2 separate regions of the Homo sapiens genome follow, and region 1 is linked to region 2. A link is a loop called in an ENCODE intact Hi-C map of the cell type or tissue named here. Cell type or tissue: GM12878. All regions are shown on one strand. Links, peaks and the distances in the headings refer to the core of each region. The heading gives the core; the rest is flanking DNA.

Region 1 (2,926 bases), core at 159-2,658, 260 kb before region 2:
CTCCTTGGAGTGTTGCAGGCCTTTAGTTAGTTCAGAGTTCTGAAAAAGTTTTTTTTGACAATGTTTGCCAGTGTTCATGTTGCTTTTATAGAGGAGCAGACTTTCAGAGGTCCTTACTTCACCATTCTGCCTGTAAGGGTGTTTGAGTAGAGGTGTGTCCCCACCAAAGCCAGGTGTATGGAAGTCTAGTTTACCAGTGTCTGATGTCCATATGCTGGCATGGAGATTGGTGAACTGTAGTGTGATGAGCTGATCCAAAATGGCCATTCAGTTAAGGAAAACTAAGAACGTTACCAGAAAAAAGATACAAGGCCAAAAGTTCAAAGATTTAAAAGTAAGTAACAGATTGAGCTGACATGGAGGATGACCTGATTGAGCATAGGAGACCTCTCCTGTGCCTGCTCTCTGCACCCCTTCCTCCCCCATTTCCCACTGTTTGCATTCACGGCAGACTACACAGATAATAGTGTAGAAGAAGCATCAGAATGGGGAAAAGATAACTAAGATGAAATTGCATTATGGAAATATAGTGATCTATTTTTAAAACACTTATGTGTTAGCTCACGTAATCTTATCACTTGAGAGGACATGAACATGAATCTCTGTTTTATAACGGAGAAAAATGAGACTTTCAGTAGATCAATTACTTCCCAGGCTTAGGGCTAGCAACAGGTAGAACTACTCCTAGCTCTTTTGATTTGTCAAGTACTTTTTGCACTATTAGATAATAACACTCTATTAGAGGAGTTTTAGTAGTAAGGAAGAGCCTATTTTGAGATACTATCCGGAGGAAAAATCACCAGTGTATATCTGGTTGGTCATGTGAGATTAAAAAAGAGAAGATGCCCAAAAGTTGGAAAAGGTAATGCATTAGAAGTGTAATTTTAAAACATTGCAGCTAGCCAAAAAACAAGTGCCATTCTAATGTAGGGAAATAAAGATCAAGTTGCTATTAATTCGGTGAAAGAATCAGGGAAATAATTACTGAATATTTAATCTTAGCCAGAAATGTCTATATTTTGCTAATTTTTCACCATGTGTCAGCAGCACTGTAAACAATAGCAATTACAATAGTTACTTGGAATTGGATATCTAAATTTGTTAAATATTACACAGTTGGGAGTATATTATATTCATTTGCTCCCGTTTGTTTATATTTTAATATCTTGAAAAATGTCATATATTATTTAGCGCTATATTCAATATTTTACCATCTATATTATTACTGTCCACCAGACTACTAGAGAGTTACTTAAGTGTAATACTGTAAGTTTTGACTTAAGTGAAGACTCAAAATATTTTGGAGAAACTGGGTCGGCAGGGGGCAGCACAGTCTTACAATGTATAAAATGTGGTCATTTGAATGACCATTCAGAAATAAGATATAAAGATAGTGTAGTTCATGGCTTTTCAAGCTTTTCAAGCATTCAGACCCTTTATTTCAAATGAAATATTATTTATAACTCAAAAAAGTAAGGCAGAGAAAAGTGATATTTTACTAACAAATCTTATTTTATAATATTTACTTGTAACATCTGTTAATACTGAAAATGATAGGGTTGTTTTGATGAACAAAAAATTGAGAATAAAATTTTCTAGAGGGTACTGTTACTATATTATTTTTATAGATGAGGAAATTGAGTCTCAAGGAACTTTTAAAACATGTCCAAGGTCACGCAGATGGCAAAAAGTTAGAGCTTATTCATAAACTCAACTGTCTTACTCCAAAGCACAGGCACCTACAGTTATGCAATTGCTGCTAATACGTTTTCATCTTGCTGCAGCTCTGAAATCCAGTGCAATGTATTTCTTTTGTTTTAATTATACATTTTAGAGAAAACTCTGATTCATATAGATAAGGAGTTACAAATGATAACTTTGACAGCTTGCTCTTTAAACTTCAAATATTCTCAATTAAACAGAAATGACAGGTAAATCTTTAGTCCAAGATACAAATAATAATACATTAAATTTATTTGCAATACAATGTGTTCCCTAATATATTAACAAGTGATATAACTATTAAGGAAGTAGACATAGTTATTTCACCTTTTTTAGATAACTGAAGTATGGAGATGCTAAATACCTTACTAAAGTCACGGTCCTGTAACAGACCCCCGTAAATCTGACTGCAAAGTTTCCTTTCCTTACGAGTACACTATATTGCCTCTATTATATTACTCATTTATATACTCGTATTGTTCTTATTTTAATTTTTAAATAGTTAAAATTATATTTTTAAAATGAAATTCAATAGATTTCACTAACCACTGTTGGAAAACCAATAGTCTATGGATAATTATAATCCAAAACATGGAAGACACTTAGAAATCATTTGGGGCTGTTATATTAATAATTTAATTTATTTCTATTTAGTTTTCTAATAATAAAAACATTTATATTAAAAACAGATTCAAATCATCTCATTTAAAACAAATTCATTAAAGGGAACATATAACATAATTGGATATATCAACTTGTGTAGGAATAACTGATTCTAACACTCTATATGCTGAGTGACCAATTTAAAAAGCTCACACTTCCCCCAGGTGTAAATGTGAGAGCATTTCTGGGATACGGAGTCTTTAGCAACCCAATATGTGTCAGCAGTGACTCAGATATCTCAGAGAAAGAAGCTTTTTGAAATTTTCAGAAATGTGATAGACTAGTAAGAAATCAAGGAAGTCAGCTACATTAATTTTGAAGCACAATGTGTAGTTCTTAGTATGCGCTAAAGGTCTGTAGGTTAGAAAAATCTTACATGATTACTACAACTATAACGTGTCTAGATCAGTAAGATTGATTATAATAAAACATTTTTAAGTCTATGTTTTGCTACAGGGTAAAAAATTGCAATTTTTTGCTCAGGATATAAAATGTGCACAAAGCAAGTATTATCTCAAGTAAAGACTTATCTATCACTAGC
Region 2 (2,926 bases), core at 308-2,807:
TGAGCTAGAGTATAGGTTTGGGAAAGAATGGTAGGTAGGCAATATTTTGAAAGAGTTAGCATCAAAGCACGGGATTTGCAATTTACACTCCACACCTGTCTTGCCCTGAAAAAAGTCTTTGTTTCCACAAGACGACCTAAGTTCAGGCACTTATCACTTTTCAATTCGGTGGTTCCTGGGATCCACATTTTAAAATGCATGCCCGTGAGACATCACATTTCCCTATGGGAATAACAACTGTATTTGTAGAGTCCTTCCTGTGTATCCACCCCATGAAGGAGATATTGTTATTATTCCAGTTTTGTTTTGTTTTTGAGATGGAGTCTTGCTCTGTTGCCCAGGCTGGAGTGCAATGGTGCGATCTCGGCTCACAGCAACCTCTGCCTCCCGAGTTCCAGGGATTCTCCTGCCTCAGCCTCCCGGGTAGTTGGGATTACAGTCACCTACCATACCTGGCTAATTTTTGTATTTTTAGTAGAGATGGGGTTTTGCCATGTTGGTCAGGCTGGTCTTGAACTCCTGACCTCAGGTGATGCACCTGCCTCGGCCTCCCAAAGTGCTGGGATATCCCAGTTTTATATATGAAGAAATGAATCCACAGAGATGGAGTCATTTGCCTCAGGTCACACAGGTAGTTATGAGACACCAGCATTTGAATTTAGGCAGTTAGACTTCAAAGCTTGAATCATTAAACCACAATGATACCTTGCGTCTCAAAGTTAAAACATTGTGGTTTTTAAGGATTTCCCCATCAGGTCTGACCAAGGTTATATCATAAAGCAAAGACATGTTAATTCATCTACTTATTCAATGTGATAACTATAAATTAGTTGATGATTAGATAAAAATCTGTGATTCTCCTAAAATGGGAATAAATGTATCAATCAGGTAGACTATGCAAAGTCCTCAATAGCTCATAAAGCAGGTAAGATGCAATTTTTCTATGACATAAATTTGACTAATCAATATGCAAAAAATCAAAAATGCAAAAAAACCCTACATATTTAAAATCTCTGGCTTAGACTTTGGAAAGTCTTTTGTGGTTTGGATGGCCCAGTTTTCTTAATAGGTCTTCCTAGAAATGTGTACTAATACTTTCTCTCACCTTCACTTCTGAAGGATGCTGTATGTGGGATGTGGTCCAGTTGGCATTTTTCCAGCTGTCTTCTGGCTTCCATTGTGTCTGTTGAAAAGTCAATCCAATATCTTATTGTTGTGTGACCCAGGGGTCTGGGTGGCTTTGGTTGAAGGCAGGAGAGTGGTTACTTGCTTCTGGGTGGAGCTGATGGGACTCTGGGGGTTAATGTGGAAAGTCCCTCTGAATCTTGTTTGTCTGTGTTGTACCAAAATTCCCAGGGCAGTGATAAGAGTTTCTTTATTGGGTAATTAAACGTGATCCTCTTACATGTAGAACCTTCAATATCACTTCCATGAGCTCACTTCTGTTTATTTTCCTCCCTCCCCTCTTCCTCCCTGTCTCTCTCTGGATGGGCCCCACCATTTGCAGCACAGACCCTGGATTCTCATGCTCTATGGGATGTGGGCCTGCTGGTGTGTGCTGGGGACCCCTGGTGTGGCTATGGTTTTGCTCCATACCACCATCTCTTTCTGCGTGGCCCAGTTCCGGTCTCAGCTCCTGACGTGGCTCTGTTCTCTCCTCCTCCTCTCCACACTGAGGCTGCAGGGTGTGGAAGAAGTTAAGGTAAGTGTTTTCCTGTTACCATTGGGAATCCAGAGAAGGCCCCTTTGGCTTTGCCTTGATCCCAGTAGACACCTTGGTTTTCAGACAAGAGATGATTGTAGAACTGTGATGGGGCTCCCCATAGTGGCCGTACAGGGTTGCTACAAGTGAACCCTAGTGGTGCATTCTGCAATCCTATCATTCCTGGCTGTGTTTTAGCCCTGTGAGATTGCCCAGGGCTGGCCCTGTACCATCTCTCCCAGTTTAGGTGGGCATGTGGGGTGCCAGATGTCACAGGGCCAGAGGGTCAGGAACAAAGAGAGAAGAAACAAACAGATGATTTACTAAAAAACATCTGGAGAGTGCCCTACAATTTATAGGGAATGCACACATCACTCAACTCATCTGATGGCCACAATGGCCCTGTGGTGGTAAGTCAGGTCTTTTTCTTCTTCCTAGTTGATGGAACAGATTTATTTATTCATTTGTAGAGACGGAGTCTTGCTCTGTCACCCAGGGCTGAAGTGCAGTGGTGCGATCTTGGTTCACTGCAACCTCCGCCTCCTGGGTTCAAGCGATTCTCGTGCCTCAGTCAACCGAGTGGGTGGGATATAGGTACCTGCCACCATACCCAGTTAATTTTTGTATTTTTAGTAGAGATGGGGTTTCACCATGTTGGCCGGGCTGGCCTCAAACTCCTGGCTTCATGTGATCTGCCCACCTTGGCCTCCCCAAAGTGCTGGGATTACAGGTATAAGCCATTGTGCCCGGCCAGGAACATATTTATTATCTACTCATGTGACCCAGTGGAAGCTCTTTCAATTTAGGTAGTGAAAACAAAGTGTTTAGCCCCGAAGGGCACAGACCAAGCTTTCATTTCTGTAAACCCAGAGGCATTTTGACAGACTCAACCACCTATCCATTGTTGGTGCTAATAGAGGAGGACACTGGGCTCAAACCTCACTTCTTTAGGGCTTTTGTTTGCATTAGTAAAATCTTATTTTATAGGCACTTACCTTTTAGCTTTATTTTTTTTCTCAGTCACAATAACAGTGCATTTTTACTTTATGAGTGCACATCAGACTTGACCCAGAGAATTGGTGGATGACAGACAGACTGCCTTCTGAGTTGAGTTTCCTGTGCCTTGCTGAGGCGATTGCACCTATCAGCAAATTCTTCTTGTACTACATTTTCTGATTTCTGTTGTGTGTTCTCTGATCATCTCCTGGGCAGTGGCTAGCATCC

The links. Peaks named below come from ENCODE experiments on the same cell type or tissue, not always from the same donor. Only the 100,000 strongest peaks of a DNase experiment are listed, where the experiment ranks them.
Region 1: it touches region 2 in a loop (10-fold over the local background); 71 of 110 quality-filtered maps call a loop at or near these places.

Annotation. Positions count from the first base shown.
Region 1 is chr1:210,142,343-210,145,268 of GRCh38, forward strand. The region is part of intron 6 of SYT14 (synaptotagmin 14); the gene reads left to right. Among named protein-coding and RNA genes, the nearest start is that of SERTAD4, 89 kb to the right of the region's middle. In GM12878, for the core only: a CTCF peak has its summit at 1,314 (motif pointing right); a DNase peak (open chromatin) is centred at 1,347.
Region 2 is chr1:210,398,961-210,401,886 of GRCh38, forward strand. It overlaps HHAT (hedgehog acyltransferase), which reads left to right. Exons shown (of 12, transcript NM_018194.6): 5 at 1,508-1,702. Among named protein-coding and RNA genes, the nearest start is that of HHAT, 72 kb to the left of the region's middle. In GM12878, for the core only: a CTCF peak has its summit at 1,825; DNase peaks (open chromatin) are centred at 684, 1,201 and 1,761; H3K27ac peaks cover 834 bases.